4 separate regions of the Homo sapiens genome follow, and regions 1, 3 and 4 are each linked to region 2. A link is a loop called in an ENCODE intact Hi-C map of the cell type or tissue named here. Cell type or tissue: Caco-2. All regions are shown on one strand. Region 1 overlaps LOC124900169 (a long non-coding RNA gene). Region 2 holds the start of RBM46 (RNA binding motif protein 46). Region 3 overlaps LOC124900169 (a long non-coding RNA gene). Region 4 holds the start of LOC124900169 (a long non-coding RNA gene).

Region 1 (5,000 bases), 140 kb after region 2:
CTCATACCAATATTGCAAATATCCATGACCAGCAAGAACTGTGTTTGGATTTCACAGGTGGGATTTTCCACCTCTTGCATTTCACTGGGAGCTAAAGACGGTGCTAAAGAAACAGCTCCAAGGAAAAGTATGACACTTGCCTTCAACATTTAGCTTTTCAAACTGAAGTGTTAATAAAAGTATTTATTAACTTCATTTCCCTTTCTGTTGTGACACGTAGAATGTATCACTTGCAGCAAAATCCATCAGTTAGAACCAAATGATGGTAAGATGAGAAAGGTGGATAACAGATTGTGCTAAATAACTTTATGATTTATAAGAAGCACAATTTCAGCTTAACCTTCTGTGTGAATTAGAAATGTCCAGAGTTATTTTAAACATTGCTTTCAGTGAAACAATACATCTTGAATACCATCCACATAGGTGGTTTATAGACATAAATCATTAACCAGTAAAGGCAGCTGACACACCAGATTTTATAAAGTAACAAGAGACCTGAAAGGGATTTCTAGAGCTCAATCCTAAGATTTATCTATTAATTACACCAAATTAAATGATCATAATTGTATATTACATGGCAGGATGGCTTCTTGCTTAGAAGCATATAATATAAATGTCAATAACATCCCCCATGACATTATCTACAGTGATAACTGTTGTATTCAAATCCACACCGGCCTTCCTGGCCATCTTATGAAGGGCAGCAGCATACTTGGGGGCTCAGTACCCCTCTACTGCTAAGAGCTTACATGCCTGCCAGAAGAGAACCACCAAAGCAATCACTCTGATGGGAGCTCAGTCACCAGTTTACATTCAATAAACTGCTTTTTCTTCCCAATTTTTTTTCCTTTTGGAGGGAAAACACTAAAGGCAATGACATCCACATGTGTTTAAGTGGCTACAGCCACTTCTGGTGTTTATGATCATTAGATGCATGGCTAGTAAATGATATAAATAGTGATATAAAGGTTGTGTCCTAATGAAAATGTCTGTGGACTACTAAAGAAATGATTAACTTTAATTTTAAAAATTGCCTGGATTTTCTAAATAATCCCCTGGGGATGACTGATACAGTCAATTACATTTCAGAAAATCTAATCCTTAGAGTGGTCTCTGAGAGTGATTTGGGAGACAGGCCATATGGAATACAATAGAGAAACGAAAGTCAGAGATTAAAAATTCCTGATATTGTATACTAAGCAGGACTTTAATGATCACCTAATCCAGTAGTCCTTAACTTTTTAGGATGCATTATCACTTTGGGGGATCTGATCAAAACTATAGACCTTCTCCCTAGAGGGAAAACCCCCTTTTTTTTTAGCTTATAATTTCAGACATCTCAGAATCTCTGAAGCTCATCCTTGGACATCAATTTAAGAAACTTCATTTATAGATGAAGCAATTAAGGAGAGGAGAGACGAGTGATTCAACCAGGGTCATGCAGCTTGTTAGTGACAGAGGCAAGATGGAAACCCTGCTTTTCCTGCTCCTTGTCTGCTGTCATCTGCTGCATCAAGCTCTATATGGACTTAAATGTTCTACTAAACCACTTCTATCAACTGGCCAAAGAATGGTTACTAAGTGTCTATAATTAGAATTTATACCCACTAGTACTCTTTCTAATCAAATACAAAATCTTTTTCTCTGTGTGCATTCTCCTAAACCTATTCAGGTCCATGTGAACTCACTCTATCCTCCTAGCCTCCTCCCCCAGCACCACTACTTTCTTAAAACTCCCTCCTTCCAGGGTTCCTGTGATCATCCAGATTCTTCCCACTTCTTCCAGGGTTCACCTCCCTCCCCTCATGTGTGTGTGTGTTTTTAAGAGACAAAGTCTTGCTCTGTTACCCAGGCTGGAGTGCAGTGATGCAATCCTAGCTCAATGAAGCCTCAAACTCCTGGACTCAAGCGATCCTCCCGCCTCAGCCTCTCTAGCAGCTGGGACTATAGGCATGCACCATGGTTCCAGCTAAGTTTTGCATTTTTGGTAGAGAAGGTGTCTTGCTATGTTGCCCAGGCTAGTCTTGAACTCCTAGGCTCAAGCAATCAGCCTGCCTCCAACCCGCAAAGTGTTGGGATTACAGGCACGAGCCACCGCACCTGGTATCCTCTCCCATTTGTTATCTCCTTAGCTGCTACCATTTCTCCTCTCTCCAGGGGTTCCCTAAAGCTCAATCCTACTCTCCTTTATATCCATTCTCAACCTTCTTACTGTTACTTCTATTGAATAGAACTCCTGTGAAAATTGTCAGTACCCAAAACGGAGTCACTTATGTCAAACCCTAACAAAATGCAGTGGGAGGCCATGAAGGAAGGGCCCTCACACATGTGTGCCTGCACCAGGAACTGCCAGAAATGACTTCCTCAACTGGAAATTTCCAGTTAAGCCACTTCTATGAAAACTCTCTCCTACCAACAGCCAGTACCACCAATGAGCAAATGCCACTGCATGTAAAAAGACCTGTAGCCAGTGGTCTTTATTTCAAAACAGGTACATGGATATCTTTTTGCCTTTAAAAGCTTCCTTTTTTTCCCAACTCCCTCGGATACCCTTATGGTCCTCCATAGCAGGCATGTATTATGTATTATGTTGATTGCAGTTCCTTGCTATTCCCTAATAAGCTTGAGAATTAATCCCTGTTGCTCAATTTAGGTTGACACCATTCTCACCCTGTTTACAGAAATACTTCCCAATAATAGTTTCAACAGGTACCTTTATTGAATATAATTTCCTCCCCCTAACCTGTTCCTATTTCCACCCTCTCATCTATGAGGCACTGGTGACTTGAACACTGCTTGTGCCCTGTGATGTCCAGCTCTATATTTGGCACATACATACATAGCAAGAGCAGTATAAATGTGGATTAACTGACATGTGAGGGTTTCCTCACATCTCAGTGAAGATAGTATACAAATAGAAAAAAAAAAGTGAAAGATAGTATACAAATAGAAAATTTAGCAACAATTCTGGTGATTTTATAAGAAGTTTTGCAAATTTGACAAAATTTACTTTTTCAAATGAAGCTTTGCTTTCTTTTTTTGCAAGATAGTATAACTAGTTTTATTCTTTTTTCTGGGCAATTGACTTCTTAAAAGAAGATATACCTCCCCCTCCTGGATGATAACGGTATTTTAAAGACAGCCCTTCCAACTCTATGGTGCATTCTGAAATGTGTCATTAATAAAACTAAGTCGTACATAGCAACAACATCCAGACTGTTAATTATTCAAAGCTCCTCATGTAGATCTAAAACAACAGCACGTTCTAAGGAATTGATCCTTCTTAAGCAGAAGTACATTTTCAGTACTTCAAAAGGAGATATTCAGTAACACCATATGATATTCAGTACTCAATTACAAAAGACTTTCTTCATTAGCTCAATAAATCAAACCACTGTGATAATGAGGCCAGAGTCCTGGATTTGGTTCTAGTTTGGGAAGCTGCTTTGATTGGTTTCATAGCCTCAAGTTTCACACTAACTCCCGGGAGTCATCATAAAATGATTCGTCCTGAGTCACAGGATATCCAGAGTGCCAGAGAGCAAACAGTTCAGTTCTAACTTTCTCCAACTGGAAATCATCCCCCAAAATGCTGGGGCATTAAAAGTGGCTTTGTATTTCTAAAAATTCTTTCACATAATGGCAACCGCCTTCTTTCCTCAGAACCACAAGGCAACTAACAAAGCCCTTTTTTTTGAGACGGAGTCTCGCTGTGTCACCCAGGCTGGAGTGCAGTGGCGCGATCTTGGCTCACTGCAAGCTCCGCCTCCCGGGTTCCCGCCATTCTCCTGCCTCAGCCTCCCAAGTAGCTGGGACTAGAGGCCCCCGCCACCATGCCCAGCTAATTTTTTTTTTTTTTTTTTTGTATTTTTAGTAGAGACGGGGTTTCATCGTGGTAGCCAGGATGGTCTCGATCTCCTGACCTCATGATCCGCCCGCCTCAGCCTCCCAAAGTGCTGGGATTACAGGCGTGAGCCACCGCACCTGGCCAATAAAGCCCTTTTTTAAAAAAAAATTTTACTTTAAGCTCCAGGATCCATGTGCAGAACATGCAGGTTTGTCACATAGGTATACCTGTGCCATGGTGGTTTGCTGCACCTATTGACACGACCTCTAAGTTCCCTCTCCTTTTCCCCTACCCCACAACAGGCCCTGGTGTGTGTTGTTCCCCTCCGTGTCCATGTGTTCTCATTGTTCAACTCCCACCTATGAGCGAGAACATGCAGTGTTTGGTTTTCTGTTCCTGTGTTAGTTTGCTGAGGATGATGCCTTCGAGCTTCATCCATGTCCCCACAAAGGACATGAACTCATTCTTTTTTATGGCTGCATAGTATTCCATGGTATATACATACCACGTTTTCTTTATCCAGTCTATTATTGATGGGCATTTGGGTTGGTTCCATGACTTTGCCATTGTAAACAGTGCTGCAATAAACATATGTGTGCATGTGTCTATTAAAGGCCTTTTAAAGGTTCATCAAGTTATTTACTTTTTGTGACTATGTAAGTCAAACAGTTTTACTAAGTGTGTGTGTGTGTGTGTGTGTGTGTGTGTGTGAGATTCTATCTTAAAATCTGACATTCTACTGAATACAAAAAATTAAGATAATCCATATGAAAAATAGTTTTCAAATTACCTTTTTATTTGGTCTTTTATATCTGGAGCCATGGCAGTCTGTATAAAATCAGGAGCATAGCCCAGGTCCTAAAATATAAAAAGAAATGTATTATTCACTATAAAATATATTTGGCTATCAAAGGCAATAATGCAGACTAGTCAACCTTTTAATGTTTCCAAGGCCATAATGAACATTAAGAAATTGTAATATTTATGTTGTTTGATATGAACTAATCCTATGTGAATTTGAAATATAATCAATTGATGGAAAGATCTGGTATTATGTTCAAGATGCACTAAACTTTCATTACCACCAAAGTGAAAAAATTGGGCTTTAAAGGAACTAAACAAAGTAACCACTTCTCTTTTGTGATCTATTAGC
Region 2 (5,000 bases):
TGCTGCCGTCCGTGTGTCGGGGGAGAGGCGAGCTATCTTCCCTGTGCACCCGCGGCCTCCCACTGCCCACAGCCCAGCACACACGAGGTACTCGGGGAAGAAACAGGGAGACAAAGGCAAAGTAAAGTTCGAGGCTCAGTCCCGGCTAGAACTCCACGCAAACGACTAGGAGCCCGCTAAAGCTCACCCAGCCTGAATTCAATTCTGAAACCAGACTGCTGAATCTCACCCAGCCGTCGGGACGCCCCAGACGGCGTCCAAAGCCTCCAGGGGACGCGCGGACCCTACAACGGCCAGGCAGCGGCCCGGGCCTGCAGCGGTCGTTGGTCGTCGGCGTAAGCGTGTCAGGAAAATAACACGAAATGCAGCACAGGTGGGAAGCGGCCGGAAGGCAGCGGGGGAGAGCGGAAATAAGGCGGAGAGCGCAGGGCGCCGCGGGGCGGAAGAGGCCGCCAGACGCCCCAAAGAGACTGGCCGCTGGGCCCTCACCATGCAGCGCCTGGGTGACGGCGAGGGCGCCTTCTGGCCGGATGCTGCCGGGGCAGGAAGCAGCGTCTCGGACACTTGCCCTCCCACTGCTCGACGGGGCTGGGGAAGGACGAGGGTGAACCCCGCAGCCACCGCCGCCAGCCCCCACTGTGTATTCGGCGTGAGAGTGAGCCGGGCACTATCCAGCCGTTAGCAGTGGTCTGGTAGTGACCCCGTTTCCCCTTTCCCCTCCTCACCCCTTCGGGTCTTCAAATGTTGGTCCTAAATCCCGGGGCCCAACGACCAAAAACCGCCGCCACCGTTTAGGGGACCAGTCGGTCAGAGCGAGGGGGGGTCGTCGCAGGGGGAGGGTAGCCCACCGGGACCGCTCGCGCTGGTCCTCGTGTCTCCACTCGTTTCCCAGCGCGCAGCGCGCGCGGTGGCCTAAGCAGCCCCACGAGGAGTGGTGCCTCATCCAATCAGGGATTAGCTTCGGGGCGGGGCGAGGAGGAGAGAGTGGGGCTAAAGTTTAAATGAGGCTCTTGGGCTAGTCAAAGTGCTTGGAGTGACAGGCATTTCGAGCAATTGGGGTGAAGAGAGCGATTTTTAGGGTGTGGGTGGGCACGGAATAATAAATGAAGGTCCTAGGTGCATTGTTTAGGTGTTTGAAGACGAGGGCTGCAGTGTGAAATTCCGCACTTAAGGGAAAACATAGATGCATCGTAATGGTTCTTTTTCTTGTTTGATGTAGTTTTCTTGTAAACTGCTAGTTTGGCGCAAAACAACCACATATATCCGGTGGACCTTTGAAATTAAGGGCTAGGGGGAGGTGGGTTATAAAGCTAAAAGATGGATTTGCAAATAGGACTAGAAGTATAAAGTATAAGTGGTTTAAATGACAATGACTAAGAAAATGGGTTAGATGAGGAGAACTAGCGATAGGCTTGACGCTACCACTAATCAGCTTGCAGGGACATTTGGCAGAGGCGAACTGCCGAACTGGGTTCTATGCTCTTGTAAAACCAACTTTCACAGATAGGGTTGTTTGGCATTCGGTATGCATAACTTCAGTTTTGCTTCCTTTGAAGACAGCTCGAAATTAAATGCAGACAAGGAAAGAAAAAACCACCTTTAGGAACCAACTATTTATGTATAGATAATATTAGATTCATGGAATATTAGACAATAAAGAACCTAGCTCATGTTGATTCTCTAATTAACAAGGAACTTCATGCCCAGAATATTCACCGAGTAACACAGATCTCCTTATTCCCAACCTCAAGGTGATTTCTTCCACATTAACTCCTAATGTATTTTCTCCATATATTCAAGGAACTAATGAATGTCTACCAATTTAAATTTTGTTAAAGTATATTTTTAATTTTTAAATATACTACAACAGTGAGGAATTAGCAGGGACTTTGGAGCCAGACAGACCCTGTTTAAAGTGGGGATTGTGAGAATAAAATAATATATGATATTACCAAATATTGAGCCAGATGCCAGAAACAATCCTAAGGACTTTTCATATTTTCATTTAATTCTCACAGTAACTTTGGTAAAGTTACTAGCCCTACTTTGCAGACGGGGAAACAGATGCAGAAACCTTAAGTAGTTTGGGCAAAGTCATATAGCAAGTAAGTGGCTCCAGTTTGAAACCTACAGACATAATTGCTATACTATACTGTCTCAAAATACGTCCAGAAACAAGTAGAAAACTTGGCATAGTACTTGATGCACACTGGAAGCTCAACAAATATTTTTTGTAAGCCGTCTGCCCTTTAGTCAATGAATACAAGTGTCATTTTATATAAGATGTATGCATTCAAAATAAAGCAACTAGAAAACCTAGACTGATAGATCTAGTTGGCTTTGTTTGACATGTCACCAATTCTGTACCTCGGGAACTGTGATTGTTATATTGATTACTATTTTTTGCTGCTCTTTTATTTCTCCAGAAAAAGATTCTCCTCATTCTTCATTTTCATGTCGGTACCTTCTCAATTCCTAGTAATTAATTCTAAATACATGTGTTTAAGGTTAAATTATCTGAAATGAGGTTAGGCATATTAGTGGCAATTTAAAACAAGTAATTTCTAGGAATGGCTGTAAGATCCTTAAGGAGTCACTAGGTGGAGATGTTGTGAGGTACAAAGATTGTTCTTGGAAATAGCCTGGAAGGTTGTTGAACATTGCTGGTTTTCTTGTTTCCCTTTTTGTCTTTTTTCTCCCCAAGTATAAAGAAAACCAAATAGACAAGGGCTTCTCAATAGGCATTACAGTCAGACCATAGAACCTTGCCATAGATGAGACAGTGTTGTTTAAAGACCCTTCCCATACTTAACATTGTATGTCATTTTGGTTAGATTTTGTCTAAGTTTTTATTATCCTAAAGTTTATTAATAGGTATACTTTTCAAATGCTATAAAAACTATTGTCTGCATGTACAATTAAAGAAATGACCTTTAACTTTATTTCTCAAGGCTCCCAGAGAAAGAGATCCAAAACACTTTTATCAGCTAGAATTCTTCAGTAACAGATTCCAAATTGGATTTGTTTTAAGATTATTTGAGCTTATGGGAAAAGGTGACCCAAATGAGTAAGAAGGAAGATGATAAGCAATGTAAAGGTGTTTGTGACTAAAAAGAAGTGTCGAAAGATACTTGGCATACAAGGGAGAAAATAGAAGGGGATCTCTGCAAACACCAGAAAGAGAAATAATAGTGACTGTGTGACATGGGAAGTAAAAGTTATCAATAAAAAATTGGAAGGAGCCGGGTGTGGTGGCACACACCTGTAGTCCTAACTACTTTGAGTTAGGCTGAGACAAGAGGATCACTTAAGCCCAGGAGTTTGAGGCTGCAGTGAGCTATGACCGTGCCACAGCACTCCAGCCTGGATGACAGAGCGAAACCCTGTCTCAAAAAAAAAAAAAAAAAAAAGGAAGAGATGCAAAATTCAAGTGGTTAAAAATAGTCTGAATACATGTATTTTCCCCATATAAAATGCAAGCTTTTATATCACTTAGAAGTTAAGATGCAAGCTTTTATATCACTTAGAAGTTATTTTCATATACATTCTGCAAAATACACCCCCTGACAAAGGAAAGAGAAGCAATGGGAAATCTTTAAAATGTTTAACATCCAACTTAGTCCTCTGTTCCATATAAATGAGCCTGTGCAGTGATCTGGTTTATTTTCCATGTGTTGGAGCTTCTTCAGCTTCCTTTATCACTGTGGCAGTGATATGACACAGATCCACCAAAAACATGGCAGCTACTTGCATGTTTATAGAATTAATGATCTACAGCACATCGCTCAGGAACAAGGAACTCTTTAATGTGGTGAATCTTCAATTGAAATGTCATCTCAAACCTGTTTTGGAAGTGTGGATTTGGGGTTTTGTTTTATTTTATGTGTGTAGTAAGTATGTTTATTCTAATTCACTGACCCTTACTTTCTTATCCTGGTTTAATGCATTCTGCCTGACAGATGAATTTGAACTTTTCATTATACTGGAAGGTGAGCATCAGCACCAAGATGACTATATGTGGCGGGAGAGGCGCATTAACATTGCTTTTTTCCAGTTATGGTGATGAGCCATATTTACATCCTGTCAGTGTACCCCCTATGATTAACAACCTCACTTCCCAAGGCAGCAAATCAGAACCTGAGATCTTCTTCACATGTAGCTAATGGCCTATATATGGACCAAACCCATGACCAAGGCCTCAGTTGACATAGGGGCAAACTAAAGGAAGTACTCATAAAGCTAACCCTTTTCAGATTGGTATAAGTTGTTAGTTAACATCAGGATCCACTTATCTAATTATTAAAAATAAATACATAAATAAACCACAATAATAGAAATAGGTGATGCGAAAGGAAATACACATTTTTCTCTGAGAGATCTAGGATTAACTCACAACATAAGAAACTAATATATGTAATAAAAAATAAGTTTCTGATAATGAAGACTGATTAACTTTGGTTGAGAGAGAATGTGATTAAATCTTTCCTGTCTTATCTCACTGGATAAGTTTGGTAGTGTGCTTCCCTGGGTAACAAGTTACAATGAAAACTAGAGCTGTAAGACACCTTAGCAACCATTTGGCTGGGAAAGCTGAAATTAACTTGCCCCAAGTCAAAGAGCCAGTCAGCAGCAATACTGGATCTCCAACTCCTCTCTTCTAACTTTCATTCTGATACTCTGGTTCTCCCAGAAACTTTTAAATTGCATTTTAAGTTTTTTTAAGCCATCATAAATATATTCCATGAAGAAAATTATTTTGGTTGAGGACAACAGGGCCAGCATTGGTTCAGGCACTTCAGTACACCTGGCCATGAAGGATGTGTGAGGCAAAGCACTTTCTTAGGCATGACATTTCTCTCTTAGCACTCCATGGATGGCATCTTCCCTGGATGATTCCAGCTGGGACAGTCCAACTCTGTCATTTGTCACTGCAGAGGAAGCAGAGAGAGACTCCCGTTTGGTGCCCAAGAGGGCACTTTGCTTGCATTTCTCAAATGCAG
Region 3 (5,000 bases), 93 kb after region 2:
AAGAGATTATCACAGTCATTCAAGCCAGAGATGATGGCAGCTAGAACCAGAGTAGCAAGAGAGGAGGTGATAAGAAGTAGTCAGATGCTTGGCTTATTTTGAAGATACGGGCACAGCTATCATGTATCCAGGGCATGAGAAAAAAAAAAAAAAAGAGCAGTCAGGGATAACAGGAAGATTTTTGGCTTGGAGCTGCCATTTGCTGAGAAAAGGCAGGGAGCTGGTTGGATGGGGGTGGAATTGCAGTTTAGTTTGGGACGTGTTAAGTTTGAAATGTTGACCAGGCACCCAGATGGAGTTGCTAAGTACACAGCTGGTATATGAGCTTGGGGTTCAAGGGACACATAGAAGCTGGAAGAATAAATTGGAGAGCCATTGGCATATAGGTGGTATTTAAAGGCAAAAAATAAGATCAGATCATCCAGGGAGTGACAGCAGCTAGCAAAGAAGAGAGGAAAAAGGGCCATGTCTTGAGGCATCGCAATGTATAGAAGTCAGGAAAAGGAGGGGGTGGAGGATCAGATAATGAGGTAGAAGACATCCACGCAAAGGCAGTGCCTTGGAAACCAAGTTGAGAAAGTACGTAAAGGAGGGGAGGAGTGCCCAACTGTGTCAAATTATGCTCAGGATTTAAGATGATGACAATAATAGACCATAGTATTAAGCAAAATGAAGGTTATGGAGGACCTTGCCTGGGCAGTTCTGGAGGAGTGGTGCGGGGGGTGTGAGACCCTTCTCATACAGGGCTCTGGAGGGAAAGGAATAAACAAGATAGACAACTCTTTTGAGGCCATTTTCTGCCTAATCTGACTTTTAGACGGAAAGAGAATCCATGTATTCCTGACTAAACAGATGCCAATACATACTGGAATCCAGAAATCTAAACATATCATATCTTATCTCAAAAGGATAGAACACAAAGCAGCAAGAAAAGTTCACTTAAGTATAAGAGTTTGCTTCACTTACTAGAAACAAAAAGAACCACCCAGAGAAACTGTCTGAACTAGGGATCCTGGTAGAAGAAATACTCACCTAAGTGAGTTGATCAACTTTCTCTAATTTTATATGATGCTAAATAAGCCACCTTTAGTTGTCATTGAATCAGATTTTCCCACTTGTACATTAGTGGTTGGAAAAATAGATTAGCTCAGCCCGATTATGTTATTTGCTAGAAAAGCCACTTATCTCATGAGAACTTTAACCCCAGGGACCAATTAACCTGTTGATTTATCCAGGATCAATACAGGTGATTCTCAGATAAGTCAAGCTTAATGTTCAAGAATCATGACAGAAAACCAGGTGTGTTCATGCATGCCTGTAGTCCCAGCTACTCAGGAAGCAGAGGTGGGAGGATCTCTTGAGCCCAGGAGTTCGAGGCTGTAGTGTGCAATGACTGCATCTGTGAGCAGCCGCTGCACTTCAGCCTGGGCAACACAACAAGACCCTGTCTCTTAAAAAAAAAAAAAATAGAACCCCCAGTGAGCTCAGGAGAGTTAATAAACAAGATGTGCCAGAACCACAGGCCTCCAACCCCTACACCTGCCTGCTCTCACCTTTATCCAGCCAACTATCTAAGGGGAAAGACTTAGATGTGAAAGACTGACTTTAGCTTATCATCAGAAATACTTTTGGACACCCTTCAACAGCTGCTGTCAGACCAAGAGCTGAAGAAAAAAGAATACACAAAGCAATTTCCTTCTCACAATATAGTAGTTTGCTAAGTTATTATAATATAACCCTGTGCAGTCCATTATAACAGAGGGTTAATTTTCTAATATAAGGCACTATTAGCTCTTCAGAAAATACAAGTTAAAACAGTGTCCAGAATTTTTAAGTAGGAATCAGTAAAGGAAGGAATACTTTTACAATTAAAAATTCTTATGGAATGGGAGCAAATTATTCTTAGAGCCGAGAAAGCTGAAAGAGCTAAGAAGGCAGACAATTTTCATCACATTTACTGAATTGAATAGTATTTATTGGATACATTCTTTCAATTTAAGTATTCACTTTGTAGAATTACCTATTTTAACAGAAAACAAAAATCTTAAAATGTGTTGCAAAAAGTCTTTTTTTTTTTTTGGTTGCTTTTTTGATGAGAATTTCCCATTGCTCCAAAAACCAAAATGCAATCAGATATTTTTAGTCTTTTCCTCAAACAGAAACTTTTCACATGAGCTCTTTATGTCGAGAGTAGAAAAAAAATGAACTTTTTGTTCTCTCTGAACATATACACCCTCTAGTGGTTCTAGAATTTAATAAAAAACAAGAATGAGAAATAACTGTATGAGCTAATAACTCAAATTATAGACTCTAGATAGAAAGAATGCCTTAACCCTCATGCAGTGCTGGTAGGAAGGTAAATTAGTAGAGCCACTAAGGAGAATAGCTTAGAGGTTCCTCAAAAATCTAAAAATAGAATTACCTATGATCCTGCAATCCCACTGCTAAGTACATATCCAAAAATAGGAAATCAGAATATCAAAGCTATATCTACATACCCATGTTTACTGCAGCACTATTCACAATAGCCAAGATATGGAATCAACCTAGGTGTCCATAAGCAGATGAATGGAAGAAGGCAATGGAATACTATTCAGCTGTAAAAAAGAATAAAATCCTGTCATTTGTAGCAACATGGATGAAACTGGATGACATTATGTTAAGCAAAATAAGCCAGGCATTGAAAGACAAACATCGCATGTTCTCACTCATGTGGGAGTTAAAAAAATTGAACTCATGGAGATAGAGAATAGAATGATAGTTACCAGAGCCTGGGAAGGGTAGTTGGGAGGCAGGAGATAAAGAGTGGTTGGTTAGGGGGTTCAAAAATACAGTTAGATAGAATAAATAAGATCTAGTGTTCAGTAGCACAATACTGCAACTATAGTTAATAATAATTTAATGTATATTTAAAAATAACTAAAAGAATGGAATTGAAAGTTCCTAACACAAATAATAAATGCTTGTGGTGATGAATATCCTAACTACCCTGATTTTATTATTACATGTTACATGCTTGTATCAAAATATCACACGTACCCCATCAATATGTACAACTAATATGGATCCACAATAATAAAAAATTATAAATGCCTTATAAAAATATTGCAAGGAGGGCATTATAAGAAAATTAGGGTTTGGCATATTAGAATATACTAGTCTGTATATTAAGTTTATCTTTGAATGTTGTCTGGGTATTGGCATATTAGAATATACTAGTCTGTATATTAAGTTTATCTTTGAATATTGTCTGGGTATCTGTGGATTTGACACATTTGTAAAAGTTAGGGGAGAAATTAGGAAACTATTCTGTAAGGAATAATCATAAAGTTATGTAACTCTGAAGAAAGAAATTAAACATCCATTTGTAACATAAAATACTTTTATACAAGCATTCAATATTTAAATGCATTCCATGTTATATAAAGAGTATACTAGCATTCAACATTTATATGTATTTCACTTTATCCTATGTATTCACAGTGTTCTAATACCACAAATTATAGGGCCTTAGAAATCAACCAGTCTGTTTTTCTCATTTTACAGGTAAGAAAATTGAAGCCAGGGAAGGTAAGTGATTTGCTGAAGGCCGCAGTCATGCCATGCAGTGGTAGGATCAGAATTCAGATTTCTTGAATCTCAACAAAATGTTTCTCCCACTACCCCAGACCAATGAAGTAAAAAGTGGTACCCACAGCAAAGACTAAAATCCAGACATATCAATAAATAATTTCATCGTTCTATGACAGAAACTAATAAGGGGACCCAATTTAGATTGGAGAACTTTTCCCTGCAGGCCAAAAAGAGAGTAAGTAAAGGAAATAAGCGGTTCAGGGAGCAGGGAGAATACAAAAGTGCATGAGCTTTCTCACTGCTGAGGTGAAAAAGAGTCCATGTTAGAAGAACTGAAAGATGGGCTGGAGTGTGGGGACCAGGGCAAAGTCCCCAAAAGGCTCTGGGGAGACAGACAGGCCCGCCCAAGCAGGCCATGTAGGTCTGGACTGGGTTTATCCTCACAGTAAAAAAATTTACAGAAGGTAGTTAAGCAAAGGGGGCATGTGACTATATTTTGACTCTTCGAATGTTTTTCCCCTTGAATATGCAAACTACATACACATTATCAAAGTCAAGAAAGTAGTATACATTAAAAATTATCTCCCTCTTATTCCTGTCCTACAACCTCCAAGTTCTCTGTCCAGGACCAAATACCTTAAATGTCCATCAGCTGGAGACAGGCACATCTGCATATAATGTGGCTCTTAAAAGGGAATTAAGAGGAATGAAGTCTATACTCTATTTGGTTAGGAATGCACAGTGTAGAATGGTATGCCTTGCATGCCACCTATGTAAAAAGTGGAAGCATTGTATAGAATGCTACTTTTTGGGTAAAAAAAAAAAAAAAAAAGGAAGAACTGCACATAAATGCTTGTCCATGCGTAGAGTACCTCTGGAAGGATTTGCAAGACAGTGTTGGCCCTTGGGAGGGGAATCAGCGACTGGGAGTTGGAGTGAAAAGCTGACTTAATTCTCATTCGATTTTCTGTTGTCTGTTTGAATCTGTACTATGTGCATGCCTTTTAAAAGCTTAGAAAGTAAACATGTAAAGAAAATCATTCCTCCCAGCTTCTTCCACACATGCTATCTCCCTCTTGTTCCCTTCACCTGCCTGCGGGAAGCTGGCCCAGCCTTTTGCCAGCTGCGCAGCCTCCACCCTCAAATCTGCACTCACTCTCTGATTACATGACCCTAGCCAACCTCCACTTTCTGAATTAATTCTTCACCAATTGATGTTGATGCCTTTTAGAAATGTTACATGCCTCATGGGAAAGCTTCTGCTTGAACTCTGTCCTGCTGATAATTTATTCTAATAACAAATTACATCATTCAGACTTCTGTTTATCACTCTTGCTTCCTATTCTTTCTACTCTGTCATCCCAAGTTTTCCTTGCCCATGGAAAACTGAACAGAAAACTGTAAGTAACTATTATAAAATGTTTATG
Region 4 (5,000 bases), 150 kb after region 2:
TGGCACACACCTGTAGTCCCAGCTACTTGGGAGACTGAGGCAGGAGGATTGCTTTAGACAGGAGTTTGAGGCTGCCTTGAACTATGTTCATGCTATTGCACTCCAGCCTGGGTGACAAAGCAAGACCCTGTCTCAGTTAAAAGAATAATACCAAGAGGAATCCCATAGAATTGTGGCTACTGGATGTAGAGTGGTCAGGGGACAGCGTCTTTGATATGATAATATTTGAATGAGTAGAGACCTGAAGGAAGTGAAGTGCTTGCCATGCACTGTCTGGGGAAAGAGTGTTCCACACCGAGGGGCAAGTATGTGCAAAGTTCCCAAGACAGGGATGTGCTTGGCATATTGTAGTCATAACTGGGAAACCAACGTGCCTGCAGTGTTGGTGAGCAAAAGGGAGAGTAGAAATAGATAAGACCAGAAAAGAAGAGGAAACTAAATCAGTTTTGTAGATCTCTAAATGAGATAAACCATTGGGAAGTTTTCATCCAATGAGGGATATGATTCTCCTGCATAGGTACTCTTGCAGCTGTGTGCAGAAAAAAAACTTTGGGAGTGCAAGAGAGCAACTAGGATGACTAGATCAGAGGCTATTGATATAGATCAACTAGAGAGATGCAGGTGTGGACTAGGCTGATGGTAGACATCAAGTTTGACTGCAAAGATTTTGGCTCGAGCATGGAAAGATAGGGATTCCATTTAATGAGGTGAACAAGACTTGGGAAGAATCAGATTTGGGGTAAAGATCAGGAGTTCTGTTTTGAACATGTTACTTTTGAGATGCCTATGAAGATGTCAAGAAGGCAGCTGGATACCTGAGTATGGATTTTAGAGGAGGACAAGTCCATGTTGGAGGCATAAGTGTGGGATTCTTCCAAGATGGTGATGTTAAATGTCATAGATGGAGAGCACTTAGAGAGGATGGAGTCAGAGAAGAGGCCTAGTACACATCAAACTTTAGCTTTTAGGGTTGAGGAGGAACCAGTCAAGGAGACTGAGAAGTAGTGGGCAAGGAGGAAGGAGGAAGACCTCATGAGACTTCAAGTAGAAAGTATTTCAAGGAGACAATGATCACTTTGGTTAAATGCCACTGGTAATCAAGGAAGAAGACAGCCAAGAATTGAAGACTGAATTTAGCAGTCATATAACAATGGATGGGGGTTATTGGTCCCAGATTCCCTGAAATGAGAAAACCAAGGTTCTGAGAAGTTAAATAAATTGAACAACCAAAATCACATAGCCACTTAGCCCCAGAAATGGGTCCAGAACTAAACACTGGACACAAGCCATCTGAATCTTGTTTCCTGAATCTCAGACCAGGACTTTTCTTCAATAACATGAGGTCATCCTTCTCATGGTAACCGTGATTCATTAGGGGGACTGGAAAAGAATATTAAGACTTTAAACAAAAGGAATAAACTTCAGTAGTAGAATGTCAATGACAGACAATGCTCAAAGGCCCTCAAATCAAATGAAACAGGCAGCCACAGCAACAAGGGAACACCCAAGTATCAAAACACACTTCAACATACAAAAAAGTTTACGGCCCCTCAAAAGAAATGATCTATTCGTTCTATTTTGCTAGATGATTTCTACATACATAAATACCCGAGGCCTGATTACCTTCACTTGGTTTCTTTACCAAATGCCAGAAATGGGGTAGGAGAGGATTTTAGTAAATCAAACTAATGTTTAGGCAGAACAAAGGCACAGGAAAGCCCTAAACCATTTAAGTATTAAAAACTACTTTTAATCGTCCCTACTGCTGCCCTCTAATCCACAACCACCACCAACCTAAGAGGGCTATGATTCCAAGAGCCGACTCTGTTGCAAACCTCCGCTGGACGGTTTTGCGGACTAGGAAGTGAAGATTTCCAGTGGGAGGAAGAGCGAAGAAGAGAAGGAGGTAGATAAGCTAGCGAAAAGAAGGAGGTAGACAAGCTAGCAAAGCGAAGGTGCAGAATAGGAAAGTTACCAGGACAGGGCAGGGAGTTCCTCATGTCCACAGCAGGCCTTGCTCCCCTGGCCGGAGCCCAGGGGAGGGAGACGGAGGAAGGCAGCCACTTTTCCAGTGAGAAGTTGAGCAAGGAGTTGGCACCCGGCCCTCTCTACCTCTAGAGAAAAGGTAAAAGCTAAGCTGGATCGCGTGGTAGAGAAGAGCCCACTTTCAGAGTCCAAGTGGCATTATCTTGGAGTTCAGTGTCTGCCTCCAGGGCTGCAACTAACTCCTCGCGCCTCCCTTGCCGCCTTTCCTCCCTGGAAAGAGGAGGTGAAAAAGGTCCCAGGGCTCGGGTGGGCATGACTGCCTGGCGCAGGCCGCCGGGGGATTACCTGATACCTCCGCGTCTCCCCAGAAGGCGCGGCGCCGCCCTCCAGCCCCACCCGGTCACTCCGCGGTCCCCAGGCTCTGGTGTCTGTCCAATCTCCGGGACTCGACGCCCGAGGCGGCCGCCCGCGAGACCCGGAGCACGAGCCTCACGCTCAACGTTAGGCACTGCTCAAGGCCGCCCGAGGAGCAGAGACACCTACTGGCCGAGCGCTCCTGCGGCGGCTGGGCTGGGCTGGGGGCCGGAGCCCAGAAAACAGGGCTCCGCACACCCCCTACCGGGCGGGCTCCATCTGCGCCCCAGCCGAGTCCCGGACCCGCGTCTTGGCAGGCTCACCTACCTTGAGGTTCCCAGCTCCTGTCATCCTGTGCGCAAGTGATTTCAGCAACCATCACCACAAAACCTAGTCGGAGGGTGGCTGGCTCACAGCCTCTCCACTTTTTCGGAGTTTGTGCCAAATAATTTAAAGACCCTCCCCACCCTTTTCCAAATTCTGGCGTTTGAGAAGGGAAAATCCAAAGGGATGAGGATATAGGAGCCCCTAAGTGCTCTCCCCAGAAGCCAGGGAATTGTATTTCTGTTTCTCCAGGGCCCTGAAGAACCTGGCTTTCTTGTAATTACAAATACCTTTCACTGAAAAGTGGCTTCTTTCCTCCTGCTCCCTGCCCTGTGACAGTCAGTCCCTCCCTGTTCTGTCCTGGTAACTTTCCTGCTCTGAGCCTTGTTCCTGTGCTAGCTTATCTATCTCTTTTTCTTCTCTTATCCCGCTCTTCCGCCTTTTGGAAATCTTCACTTGCTACTCTGCAAAACCATCGGAGCAAGGCCTGCTGCGGACATCAGGACCACTGCAAATATTTTTTTCCAGGTTCTGAGAGGGATGCAGAAGACGCAGGAGCTGACAGTCTAGTTAATTTTTAGCTGACAAAGTCTCTCTCTCTCTCTCTCTCTCTCTCTCTGTCTCCCTCTCTGTCTCTTTCTCTCTCTTTAACACCTATATTTGAGTAGTTTTGTTTCCATCAGCACTCTTGTCTTTCCTTCTAGTCCTTTAATCCTGACTCTCTTCCTGGATTGAACTTAGGGAGGCAAGAGTTTAAATTAGAAGCAGTAAAATTGTATAATAAAAGGAAGAAGACAAACCAGGCCTTGCTTCTTAACAGGATGACTAATACAGTTTATGGATTATCTGGGTAGTTACATGACTAATATTAACCATTAACAATTATTGAGTTCTTAATGCTGACCAGAAACTGTTTTAAGAGCTTTTTTATAATAATAGTAAAATCAGCTCTTATGTAATGTTTTAAATGTTTACATTTATTAACACATTAGACAAAACAACCCTATAAGATGGGTAATAATATTATTCCCTTTTTACAATTGAGGAAATTGAGACAAAGAAGCAGGAACATTTCCTAAGGTCACACAGCTAGAAGTAAGTTATAAAGCTGGAATTTAAGCCCCGACAGCCTGGTGGATCATTCAGGGTACTCTAGAGGGACAGGACTAATAGGATAGATGTATATATGATGTATATATGAAAGGGAGTTTATTAAGGAGAATTGACTCTCATAATCACAAGGTGAGTCCCACAATAGGCCATCTGCAAGCTGAGGAGCAAGGAAGTCAGTCTGATAAAAGGAAACAGGCACAGAGAGGCTAACTAATAGTCCAGGAACACAGAGCTACTAACTTGTACAGGCAAGATTAGAACAAGTGAGTCTGATCCTTAACTAACCATGGGAGGGAGATACTTTTTTCCTACATTCAGCCATACAGAGGGAGAAGGGATTGCCTAAAAAGGGTGTGATGCTTTCATAACCTTCAATTAGTGAGCCCAGCTGGGCTTGGTGGCTTTTGCCTATAATCTCAGCATTTGGGGAGTCCAAGGATTGCTTGAGGCCAGGAATTTGAAACCAATCTAGGCAACTAACAGGACAACATTGTGAGACCCTATCTCTACAAAACTAAAAAATTTAAAAAATTAGCTGGGCGTGGTGATGCATGCCTGTAGTCCCAGCTACATGGGAGGCTGAGGTGGGAGGATTGCTTGAGAACAGGAGTTTTAAGCTGCAGTGAGCTTTAATTGTGCCACAGCACAGCAGCCTGGGCGGCAGAGGGAGAGCTCATCTCTTAAACAATAACAAAAACAAAAACAGCCCCTTGTGTGATGGTTAAACAAATCCAGCCCCTTGATTAGATTGAAGGATGCAAAGCATTGATCCTGGGTGTGTCTGCGAGGGTGTTGCCAAAGGAGATTAACATTTGAGTCAGTGGACTGGGCAAGGCAGACCCACCCTCAATGTAGGTGGGCACCATCCAATCAGCTGCCAGCGCAGCTAGGATGAAAGCAGGCAGAGGAATGTGGAAGGAATAGAATGGCTGAGTCTTCTGGCCTTCATATTTCTCCCGTATTGGATGCTTCCTGCCCTAGAGCATCGGACTCCAAGTTCTTCAGCTTTTGGACTCTTGGACTTACACCAGTGGTTTGCCGGGGCTCTCAGGCCTTAGGCCACAGACTGAAGGCTGCACTTTCGGCTTCCCTACTTTTGAGGCTTTGGGACTCAGACTGACTTCCTTGCTCCTCAGCTTGCAGATGGCCTATTGTGGGACTTCACCTTGTGATTATGAGAGTCAGTTCTCCTTAATAAACTCCCTTTCATATATACATCATAT

Evidence for each region. A loop is a pair of places that touch in the nucleus more often than their neighbours do. Peaks named below come from ENCODE experiments on the same cell type or tissue, not always from the same donor. Only the 100,000 strongest peaks of a DNase experiment are listed, where the experiment ranks them.
Region 1: a loop joins it to region 2, with 13 times the contacts of the local background. A loop is called at or near these places in 31 of 110 quality-filtered maps.
Region 3: it touches region 2 in a loop (10-fold over the local background); 14 of 110 quality-filtered maps call a loop at or near these places.
Region 4: it touches region 2 in a loop (12-fold over the local background); 26 of 110 quality-filtered maps call a loop at or near these places.

What each region holds. Positions count from the first base shown.
Region 1 is chr4:154,636,034-154,641,033 of GRCh38, reverse strand. LOC124900169 (a long non-coding RNA gene) reads right to left here. Exons shown (of 6, transcript XR_007058343.1): 2 at 4,638-4,705. Among named protein-coding and RNA genes, the nearest start is that of FGG, 26 kb to the right of the region's middle. In Caco-2, a CTCF peak has its summit at 3,118 (motif pointing left); no DNase peak of the experiment used is centred here.
Region 2 is chr4:154,777,162-154,782,161 of GRCh38, reverse strand. It overlaps RBM46 (RNA binding motif protein 46), which reads right to left and starts at 890. Exons shown (of 5, transcript NM_144979.5): 1 at 726-890. It overlaps LOC105377500 (a long non-coding RNA gene), which reads left to right and starts at 289. Exons shown (of 4, transcript NR_188451.1): 1 at 289-373. In Caco-2, a CTCF peak has its summit at 2,608; no DNase peak of the experiment used is centred here.
Region 3 is chr4:154,684,262-154,689,261 of GRCh38, reverse strand. All of the region lies in intron 2 of LOC124900169 (a long non-coding RNA gene), which reads right to left. Among named protein-coding and RNA genes, the nearest start is that of LRAT, 57 kb to the left of the region's middle. In Caco-2, a CTCF peak has its summit at 2,302; no DNase peak of the experiment used is centred here.
Region 4 is chr4:154,624,481-154,629,480 of GRCh38, reverse strand. LOC124900169 (a long non-coding RNA gene) reads right to left here and starts at 2,519. Exons shown (of 6, transcript XR_007058343.1): 1 at 2,332-2,519. RefSeq lists a silencer at 2,563-2,692. In Caco-2, a CTCF peak has its summit at 2,574 (motif pointing left); a DNase peak (open chromatin) is centred at 2,530; H3K4me3 peaks cover 975 bases.